Linked DNA regions of Homo sapiens: region 1 is linked to region 2. A link is a contact called in ENCODE Hi-C or POLR2A ChIA-PET data. All regions are on one chromosome and are shown on one strand. The core of a region is the stretch at or near the end of the contact, and the rest is flanking DNA. Distances in the headings are between cores, read along the strand shown. Region 1 overlaps MYL2 (myosin light chain 2). Region 2 holds the start of TCHP (trichoplein keratin filament binding).

What was found. A loop is a pair of places that touch in the nucleus more often than their neighbours do. ChIA-PET counts read pairs that join two places held with the same protein, here RNA polymerase II (POLR2A). Pooled maps may share reads with other maps.
Region 1: a loop to region 2 is called in a pooled map, with 4 times the contacts of the local background. The contact joins the enhancer-like site here to the promoter of TCHP in region 2. A Hi-C loop is called at or near these places in 1 of 37 single-sample maps with no recorded cell type and 2 of 50 pooled maps. POLR2A ChIA-PET finds 5 or more read pairs at or near these places in 1 of 52 experiments (AG04450).

What each region holds. Positions count from the first base shown.
Region 1 is chr12:110,911,484-110,915,560 of GRCh38, forward strand. It overlaps MYL2 (myosin light chain 2), which reads right to left. Exons shown (of 7, transcript NM_000432.4): 4 at 2,703-2,807; 5 at 1,763-1,841; 6 at 1,613-1,661. Among named protein-coding and RNA genes, the nearest start is that of MYL2, 7.1 kb to the right of the region's middle. Within about 2 kb of position 2,093, at least 3 of the 41 ENCODE cell types and tissues checked have a DNase peak (open chromatin) inside an H3K27ac peak, as active enhancers do.
Region 2 is chr12:109,897,902-109,904,468 of GRCh38, forward strand. It overlaps TCHP (trichoplein keratin filament binding), which reads left to right and starts at 2,373. Exons shown (of 13, transcript NM_001143852.2): 1 at 2,373-2,525; 2 at 5,126-5,313; 3 at 6,036-6,246. The coding sequence starts at 5,126. RefSeq lists enhancers at 2,096-2,936, 2,937-3,777 and a silencer at 2,594-2,703.

The DNA of each region.
Region 1 (4,077 bases), core at 843-3,342, 1.0 Mb after region 2:
TCAGCAGTGCCGATCTTTGGGCCTAAATCTTGGCTCAACTTCTTCCTTCATGCACTTTTCCTTCCTTGCCCTTCCCTGTTCTTCCTTTCTTGCCCTTCCCTGTTCTTCCTTCCCTGACCCCAAGGGCCCTCCCAAGTAAACATCATGCAGAGATGTCCCTGGAAACCCAGCCTTCCACTGGGATCACAAACTCAAGGGTTCCGAGGGGCCAGGCAGGTTATGCAAGGGAGCAGGATAGGTCCTATGGCTAAATGGAGACACGTGGCCATCTAAAAAGGTGACATGAAGTGACCACAGGGTCCAGGGTGTCAGAAATCTAGATTTTTGTTTTTACACAAAATTTCCCCATTTAAAAAGCATTGGCTAGTTATTATTATTATTTTTTTAAAACATACTGGCTATTCATAGCTAGCACTTATATTGCCCTTGCCACAAGTTCACACTTTCCCCACATTAACATGTCGAATCCTCGCAATCTCCTATGAGGTAGCTTCTATTATTATTCCCACTTTACAGATGAGGAAATTGAGGTGCAGTGAGGTTAAGGAGCTTGTTCAAAGCACACAGCAGGTGGAAAGTGAAGGCAGCCCTTTTAGCTGCTTGAATTTTGGGGGAGGGAAAATCTACATACAATTTTTAGTAAAATGTGGAACTTGATGGAAACAGGCCTGTGAGGCTATGAGGGGAGCATTTAAAATCGACTCATTAAGGTTCACTAATAAGGTTGACGGCACCATTGCTTGCTCATACAGAAGCTTTGGCAAATTAGCAAAAGTGCCCCTTCTACCAAACTCACTACCGCACCACCTGAGTTGAAAAAAAAAAAAATTATTACCAGACACTTTACTGCCAGTTCTGGAAAGCTGTTGCAACAAATACACAGTCTGATGACTTTTATGAAACTGACATTTAGAAGAATTGTTCAGTGCACAACTCACATGACAGTATGTGGCGGCCCTTCACGCCATAATAATGTCATGCTCTAAGCAGGTCTCTATGCATCGTGAGCAAGGCAGAACCTGCAGTCACGCAGACCTAGGTTTGAATCTAGGTCCTGGCATTTACTATTAGTGTTGTTATTTTATTTTATTTTTGAGACAGAGTCTTGCTCTGTTGCCCAGACTGGAGTGCAGTGGCATGATCTTGGCTCATTGCAACCTCTGCCTCCCGGGTTCAAGCGATTCTCGTGCCATGCGTCAGCCTCCTGAGTGGCTGGGAATACAGGCGTCCACCACCATGCCCAGCTAATTTTTGTATTTTTAGTAGAGACAGGGTTTCCTCATGTTGGCTAGGCTGGTCTCAAACTCCTGGTCTCAAGTGATCCTCCTGCCTTGGCCTCCCAAAGTGCTGGGATTACAGGTGTGATTATTGTTATTTTAGATGAGTGACTTTACTTCCCTGGGTCTCAGTTTGCCTATCTGTAAAATGGCAGTTATGCCAGTCCCTACCTCATAGGGTGGCAGAGAATGAAATGAGGCCAGGCCTCAGAAGACGATAGCTGGTTCTCTGTCAGTGTGGGGTCAGGGGTGCTTTAGACGAGAGGGGAGACGGAGCCCCCCAGAAGGAGAACCCAGGAGCTGGGTTAGAGGGAGTGCTTGAAGGACCCCATTACCTCCTCCTTGGAAAACCTCTCCGCCTGCGTGGTCAGCATTTCCCGAACGCTGCAGAGAAAGGAAAGCAGGTGTTGGTGTCAGTTGTGTGTGTGTAGGGGGGACAGGGGGCAAGCAGGGAACCCCCTTCCTCCCCCACAGACCCCACTCACTAATCAGCCTTCAGCACCCCTTTGCCTTCAGGGTCAAACACTTTGAATGCGTTGAGAATGGTTTCCTCAGGGTCCGCTCCTGAAACGGAACACAGGGCTTACATGTACTGGGGGTGGCTGGGAACCACTGGCACCCCAGGCAGCAGGGCCCAAGTTCCCCCAGAGATGAAGGGGCCAGAGCAAGGCTGCTTTGCATGGAGGAAAAAGACCCTGCTTTCGTCTGATCACTGAGCCTCTGTATTTCGAAGAGAGGGCTGAGAACCCAAGGTCAAACATCATCTAGATTTGAAAGCCTGGGATTCAAATCTTAACCCTGGCACTTGCTAGCCATGTGGCCTCAGACAAGGGACTTTCTGTCTCTTAGTCTCAGTTCCCCATCTGTAAACTGGTGATAAGAATAGAGCATACCTCCTAGTTGCTATTAAGTGGGGTAATGCATATAAAGTGGTTAGCATGAGGTCTGACTTAGGTTAAGTCTTGGAGCAATGTTAGTTGCTGTGTTTTTGTTTTGTTTTGTTTTGTTTTGAGACAGAGTCTCACCTTGTTACCAAGGCCGGAGTGCAGTGGCACAATGTCAGCTCACTGCAACCTCTGACATCCCGGTTCAAGGGATTCTCCCGCCTCAGCCTCCTGAGTACCTGGGACTACAGGTGCACACCACCATGCCTGGCTAATTTTTTTGTGTGTTTTTAGTACAGATGGGGTTTCACCATGTTGGCCAGGTTGGTCTTGAACTCCTGACCTCAAGTGATCTGCCCGCCTCGGCCTCTGAAAGTGCTGGGGATTACAGGCATCAGCCACTGCGCCCAGCCAAGTTGCTGTTTTCATTATTTTTTTCCAATGGTGCTTTATCTCTTTTAAAGTTAACCATCTTCTGCCAGCCCCCCCGAAGAAACATAGACACATACACACAGACACACACACACACACACGACCTTACCCTTAAGTTTCTCCCCAAACATTGTGAGGAACACAGTAAAGTTAATTGGACCCGGAGCCTCCTTGATCATTTCATCAATTTCTTCATTTTTCACGTTCACTCGCCCTAGGGTAGGAAACACACACTCAGGGACTCCGAGCTGGGGAGAAAGAACCATTATGACACTGCCATTGGCTCCTGGGATTCCACTTCAAGAAATCTAGTCTAGAAATCATCAGAGATGGGGTGGATGGAGGCAAAGATCTTTTCTGAGAAGATGTTCTTGACAGTGTTATTTATAATAACCAAATGACTGGAAGCGACCCTAACATCTGATGTGGGAAGGTGTTCGTTATTTATTTATTTTTCTTTGAGACAGGGTCTGGCTGTGTCACCCAGGCTGGAGTGTAGTGGTACAATCTCGACTCACTGTAACCTCCGCCTCCCAGGTTCAAGCGATTCTCGTGCCTCAGCCTCCCAAGTAGCTGGGATTGCAGGTGCATGCCACCATGCCTGGCTAATTTTTGTAGTTTTTTGGACAGACAGGGTTTTGCCATGTTGCCCAGGCAGGTCTCGAAGTCCTGGGTTCAAGTGGTCCTCCAGCCTACGCCTCCCAAAGTGCTGGGATTACAGGTGTGAGCCACCATGCCGGCCAGTTCATTATATTTAAAATAGTGTCTTCAGAACCTGGAACATTTGATGCAGATATTTTCATTTTTCACTCAAATGGGAAAGGCTCATGTTGTAAATTAGCCCTTCACAGTTGGAGGCGGGAGAGACAGATCAGGATCACCTGAGGGAACTTTTACAAGTTAAACCTGCTGTAACCCACAGCCGTGGAGGTTCTGATTTACCTGCTCTAGTCCTGCCACAAGCCTAACTTTGTGCAAATAAGAAAAATCTGTCATTTTTTAAGCCAATGTATGTTTTAAGTATAAAAAGCTACACTCACTACAAATGTGAATACTTCCCTGTAGAATTGTGCAGTGCGCAGTCTGCACAGCTGTGTATGGTTGCCCTGAGTTCTAAGGTCAGGAGTAAGTGGTGGTGGCGGGTAGCAGATTGGGCATGTATATTTTGAAGAAACTCCATGTACTCATGCTCACACTGTTGAGATGATACATTTTAGAAGATAAATTCGAAAGAGAATGATTCCAATAATTTAAAAAACTAAAACCCAAACCTAACAGACATGTCTAGAAAGACTTAGAGGAGGGACTGGAATGTTCACAGTGGAATATGACCTTCTGGGTGATGTCATTTTCTCCTTTATACTTTTCTGCATTTTTTCCCCATTTTCTGTTGTGAGCTGACATTGCATTCAAAATCACACAAAAAAGTTATTTCAAGAGAAAAAAAAGATATCTGAAGGTACTCAAAGACTAAACACTTCTTT
Region 2 (6,567 bases), core at 1,123-3,622:
TTGGTCTCCTTTGTTGGGTGGGCATCTCTGCTAAGTGACTGCAGTGGGCTGCTGCCACCCCTCTGCACTGGGGACACAACATGAAAGAGTGGCCATGAATTTGCCCAAGGGGGTAGGGATTAATGGGAGGGAAACTTGAGGACTCTTATGCACGCAGTGGGACAGACCCTGATTAAACAGGTGCCAACTAAAGGGGGATGTGAAGGAAGGCTCAAGTTTGGGCTCACCTGGGATGCACTGGATGCTCTACTCCTGGGCATGCTCCATTTATTCTCACACGGGCAACCCTAGAAAGCTGCACTATTTTTTGTTTTGCTTTGTTTTTTGAGACAGAGTCTTGCTCTGTTGCCCAGGCTAGAGTGCAGTGGCATGATCTTGGCTCACTGCAACCCCCGTCTCCTCGGTTGAGGCGATTCTCCTGCCTCGGCCTCCCGAGTAGCTGGGACTACAGGTGCCTGCCACCACGCCCAGCTAATTTTTATATTTTTAGTAGAGACGGGGGTTTCACCATGTGGCCAGGCTGGTCTGAAGCTCCTGACCTCAAGAGATCCGCCAGCCTTGGCCTCCCAAAGTGCTGGGATTACAGGCATGAGCCACCAGGCCCGGCCTGAAAGTTGCTCTATTTTTACTCTCATTCCATGGACTAGGAAGCTGAGGCACAGACAGATGAAGTGACCTGCCCAAGACTACACCAGCATGGTATAGCTTGAAACCTGGGCGTTCTGACTGTAGAGACCATGTTTTGAGACAGGGTCTCACTCTGTCACTCAGGCTGGAGTGCAATGGTGTGATCACGGCTCACTGCAGCCTCCTTGTCCTGAGCTCAAGTGATCCTCCCACCTCAGCCTCCCAAGTTGCTAGGACTATAGGTGTGCACCACCACAGCCTGCTAATTTTATTTATTTATTTATGTATTCATTTATTTATTTAATTTGGAGGTGGAGTCTCACTTTGTCACCCAGGCTGGAGTGCAGCAGCGCAATCTTGGCTCACTGCAACCTCTGCCTCCCAGGTTCAAGCGATTCTCCTGCCTCAGCCTCCCGAGTAGCTGGGAGTATAAGCATCTGCCATCATGCCCGGCTAATTTTTGTATTTTTAGCAGAGACGGGGTTTCATCATGTTGGCCAGGCTGGTCTTCAACTCCTGACCTCAGGTAATCCACCCTCCTGGGCCTCCCAAAGTGCTGGGATTACAGGCGTAAGCCACTGAACCCAGCTGAGGCCATGATGCTGCATCCAGGAAAAACAGAGATGAATAAAGAATGGAGAAATGAAGGGAAGAAGAAATGAAAGAATGGGAAAATGAAAGAAAAGAGAACAAACAAGTATTTTTCTTCATTTTCTTTTTAATGGAATAGTTGGCATGTAATACTTGTAGCACACGAGTTATAAAACATACTAATAGAATGAACACTTTTGAACTCACCACCAATATAAGACTATAATAGAAAGTTATCGGCCGGGTGCAGTGGCTCACTCCTGTAATCCTAGCACTTTGGGAGCCTGAGGCAGGCGCATCACGAGGTCAGGAGATCGAGACCATCCTGACCAATATGGTGAAACCCCATCTCTACTAAAATACAAAAAATTAGCTGGGCGTGGTGGCGTGCGCCTGTAGTCTCAGCTACTCGGTAGGCTGAGGCAGGGTAATCGCTTGAACCCGTAAGGCGGAGGTTGCAGTGAATCGAGATCACGCCACTGCACTCCAGCCTGGCGACAGAGCAAGACTCTGTCTCAAAAAAATAAAAAAGTTACCAATAACTTCCATCTACTTATGCCAGCAGGCCTCTGCCCAAGTTGTACATTGAACACACCTGGGGAATTTTGGAAAACACTGATACTCTCAGATGGGATTTGGGGTTTGGTTTGGGCATCTGGATTTTTTAAAGGTATCTGGATTTTTTCTTCTTTTTTTTGAGACAGTGTCTGGCTCTGTCACCCAGGCTGGAGTGCAGTGGCACAGTCATGGCTCACGGCAGCCTCGATCTCCTGGGCTCAACTGATCCTCCCGCCTCAGTCTCCCGAGTAGCTGGGACCACAAGTCCCACCATGCCCGGTTAAGTTTAAAAAATTTTTTAGAGACAGGAGTCCCTCTGTGTTGCCCAGGCTGGTATCTGGTGATTCTCACGCGCAGCCAGGTTTGAGGACCACTGACTTACATTCTCTTCCCCCTGGTTTCCACCTTCACCTTCACGTGATGGTAACCACCATCCTGAAATACGTGTAGTGCATGGACGGATTCTTTGCCTCCATGCTTCCCTATTTCAAGGAGCAGCGACGTTTGCTATTTATCTCCCGCTGGCCACGACGGGGCACCAGAGAAAAACACAGGCTCCCTACGCGCTGAAGGAGGCTTGGCCCTTGCGACGCTCCGTCGTCGGGCTCGTTGCCGGTGCAAACAGGGAGGAAACAGCCGGCGTTGCTGTAGCGCGTCTGGGAATTACACCGGGGGACTGGCCGGCCCGCTTCGTGCCTGCGGGAAGTCGGGCCGGGGGACTCTTCGGAAACTCCGAGCCTCAGAGAAATGTGAGTCGGAGGGTTGGACTAGGCCGGATCCGGCGTTAGGGCGGGGGCCCGCAGGCGGCCCGCGCGGGCGGGAACCGGGGCGGCAGTCAGCGGGCGCGAGCTCAGGGCGCCTCCGGGGTCCTCACTGCGCTCCCCACGCGCTGTGACCCCATTTGTTGCACGTGCATGTTCAGGTCGAGAGAGGGATGCGACGTGTTCGGGGAGCAGCCCACCTTGTGGGTGGCCAATCCGGGACGGGAATCTTAAACTTTTAACTCTTGGTGCAAAGACTGATCCACTGGCGGCTTTACGGGAGCGGGAAAAAAGTATGTGAAGCTTGCCACGGTCTCGAGACCGAGGTCACACGTTAGCAGCCTGCCGGCTACATTTGGACCATAGACGCAGAGTGTTTGCCCCCAAAACTGGAGGACCTCCAGAATGAGATTCTTGGCGTGCACCAGGCCTTTTCGCTCATTCAGCCGGCGTTCCTACCCAGGCACTGCATCGACCCTACACTTGAGGACAGCTTTTGGGTCAGGGGAATTGGTGCCTGGAGTGAGACTGCTCTCTGCTTTCAAGGCTCCAGCTGTATCCCTACATTGCTCAGGCAATTCCTCTCTCTAGGTCTCAGCTTCTTCATCTGCAAGATGAAAGGTCTGTCCTCCATGGTAGCCCAACATACTTCCGAGTGTTATTATCAGTCCCCTCCCCGGGGACTGCCAGAGCCAGGGCAGGTTGGTCCCAACAGGCAGCCCCTTGCAGCAGAGAGAGCCTGGGCTCTGGTCTCAGACGGACATGAATTAGGAACCCAGCTTGTTTATCTCCTTTACTTCCTGGCTCTGTGATCCTGAGCAAATCACTTTGTAATGCTTAACGTTGTTTTTACTAACCTTGTTTTTTAATGCCTTACCTTGTTTTTACTAACCTTGCTTTTAGACTCTTTTTTTCCCCTTAATCACCTAGCCTTGTTTCCACATGAATTAGCTCTCCCTTAGTTGAGAAAGCCGGATGAACTCCATCTGGTTCCCTCATTTACAAGACATCAAGGACTCCTTACCCACCCCTTTCCTCAAGGAGTTAACTTGTGTAAGCAGAATCTCAACATATCAAAGAGTCCAATTAACTGATAAGGTACTGAAACAAGCAATGTACGAAGTTCCCAGGATTTTGCTCAAAAGATAACACCATAAAACCTTGAGTTGGTGTCGGGCAGAGCACCCATATCTAACATTTTATGAAAGATTTAGAGCCCCTGCACCTGGAACTGTTGTTTCTCTGTAACCATTTGTCTTTTAATTGTTTCTCTGTGACTCTTTGTCCTTTTAATTTTTGCATGTTTTTACTTATGTAGAATTGTTGCATCTGAGCTCCCCTCCCCTTCCTAAACCAAAGTATAAAGGAAAATCAAGCCCCTTCCTCGGGCCAAGAGAATTTATTAGCCGTCTCTTGGGCACTGGCTAAATAAAGGACTCTTAATTTCGTCTCAAACTGTGGCGTTTCTCTAACTCGCTCGGGTACAACAACTTTACCTCTTCAACGTAAGTTTCCTTACCTGCCAAATAGCGAGGTGATTGTAAGAATGAAAAAAAGTCATATGTATTGAGTGCTTGGCACATACATGTGTTCCTTACATTATTGTCTCTGTTTAAGCACAGCATAAATGCCCCCGATGTGCCTAGTCTAGCAATCTTAGGACAATCCCTGTGTCTGTCTGTTGTGTTCCTGGTGATGGCTGGCCCACAGCTGGGTGCACGCAGTCCAGAATTTTTTATGTTTTTGTTTTTTTGAGACAGAGTCTCACTGTCACCCAGGCTGAGTGCAGTGGCGCTATCATGGCTCGCTACAGCCGTGACCTCCTGGGCTCAAGCAATCCTCCTGCCTCAGCCTCCTGAGTAGCTGGGACTACAGGCGCACCACCACTCCTGGCTAATTTTTGATTTTTTATAGAGATGAGTCTCATGATGTGGCTGGTCTCCAACTCCCGGCCTCAAGTGATCCTCCTGCCTCAGCCACCCAAAGTGTTGGGATTACAGGCATGAGCCACTGTGTCTGGCTAAGGTTTATTTGTTTTGTTTTGTTGTGTTTTGAGATGGAGTCTTGCACTGTCGCCTAGGCTGGAGTGCAGTGGGACAATCTTGGTTCACTGCAACCTCCACCTCCTGGGTTCAAGTGACTCTCCTGCCTCAGCCTCCCAAGGAGCTGGGATTACAGACGCCCACCAGCACGCCTGGCTAATTTTTTGTATTTTTAGTGGAGACAGGGGTTTCACTATGTTGGCGCAGCTGGTCTCGAACTCCTGACCTCGTGATCTGCCCACCTTGGCCTCCCAAAGTGCTGGGATTACAGGCGTGAGCCACGGCAAATTTAAAAGGATGATTTGCAGCACTAGTGGCAGATCATTTTAAAAAATGCTGGTGCCTGGGCCCTACTAAGTTTTTTGATTGAATTAGTTTGGAGTGGGGCTCAGACACGGTTTTGTTTGTTTGTTTGTTTTAAAGTTCCACCAGTTGATTTCACTGTGCAGCCAAGGGGTGGTGACCACTCGTTAAAGGGATGAGGCCAAGCTGGTGAGGGTTCCTGGGATTTGCAGTGGCTCACTTTCCTCCCATTCCTGTTCTCAGATGGCGCTCCCGACGCTGCCGTCCTACTGGTGCAGCCAGCAGCGCCTGAATCAGCAGCTAGCACGACAGCGAGAGCAGGAGGCCCGGCTTCGGCAGCAGTGGGAGCAGAACAGCCGTTACTTCAGGATGTCTGACATCTGCAGCTCCAAACAGGCAGAATGGAGCTCTAAAACCTCCTACCAGCGGAGGTAATTGTGCGGTAACTGCCGATTGGATGGAAGTGGGGACCACTTGCTGGTCAGGGGATGAGGCCTTAAGGATTTAGGGAGCGTAGGATTTGCCAGGCAGTATGAATTACCTGCATGGTGATGTTTTTCCAGCTGGAAATGGAAAAAAAGATCATCAGTGCAGCCATACATTGGCATTGAAAAAGATAAAATGATGCAGAAGCATATGATAGAATTTGGAAGCCTGGTTGTAACCCCATATCCCCAGAGACAGCCACAGTTAACAGTCTGGCACATATCCTTCCATGCTGTTTCCCACTGGTATTTGTGCTTAAATATACACACACAAAGCTACTTTTATAGAAATACGTGTAAAAACATGGAGGCCAAAAGCATAGGCTTTGAAGTCAGACCTAGATGGAAATCCTGACCGTGTCTCTTGCTGAATGTATGAGCTTTGGTTTCCTCATCAATCAAGTGGGGCTACAGCAGACCTATGCTGTAGGATTTATGTGATGGATAATATATACATTATTTATACATTTATACATTTTCTTTTTGCAAAAAACAAGATTTTCTCTTACACATACTATTCTGTGACCTGCTGTCTCTGCTTTGGCTGGGGACACATTCCTGTGTCGTCATGACACATCTACCTCAGCCTCTTTTACCGACACAGCAGAGCAGAGCACGTTCCCTGTGGCTGTAGCATGATTGATTCAGGCAGGCCCCCTCTCACCCAGCATGCATGCCTATCAGCGGGAGAAGATGAAGGAGGAGAAGAGGAGGAGTCTGGAGGCCCGACGGGAAAAGCTCAGGCAGCTCATGCAGGAGGAGCAGGACCTGCTGGCCAGAGAACTGGAGGAGCTGAGGCTGAGCATGAACTTGCAGGAAAGAAGAATCCGGGAGCAGCACGGGAAGCTGAAATCAGCCAAAGAAGAGCAGAGGAAACTGGTAACTCCCCAGAGGGCTTCAGGAGGCTGTGGAGCAGGAGTGTTCCCAGCCTGAGTGTGTCGCACATGTAGGGTCATTCCTGGGTGCTCAGGTCTGATGAGATGCCAGTTAACTCCAGAGCCAGCAGGAAAAGAGCTTAGGTCCTTGTGCAGGGACTGGGTTTTGGATCAGTTAGCTGTAGTCTCTTTAGCCCCTTCAATCATTACATCTGAGTGCTTTTCCTTTCTTCCAGTTCTGTGGGTCCACAGAGATCTGGGACTAGTCTGTTTTACCTTCCAAAGTAGTTATGTGAAACAGTGAGCCCTAATCTGTGCTTTTCAG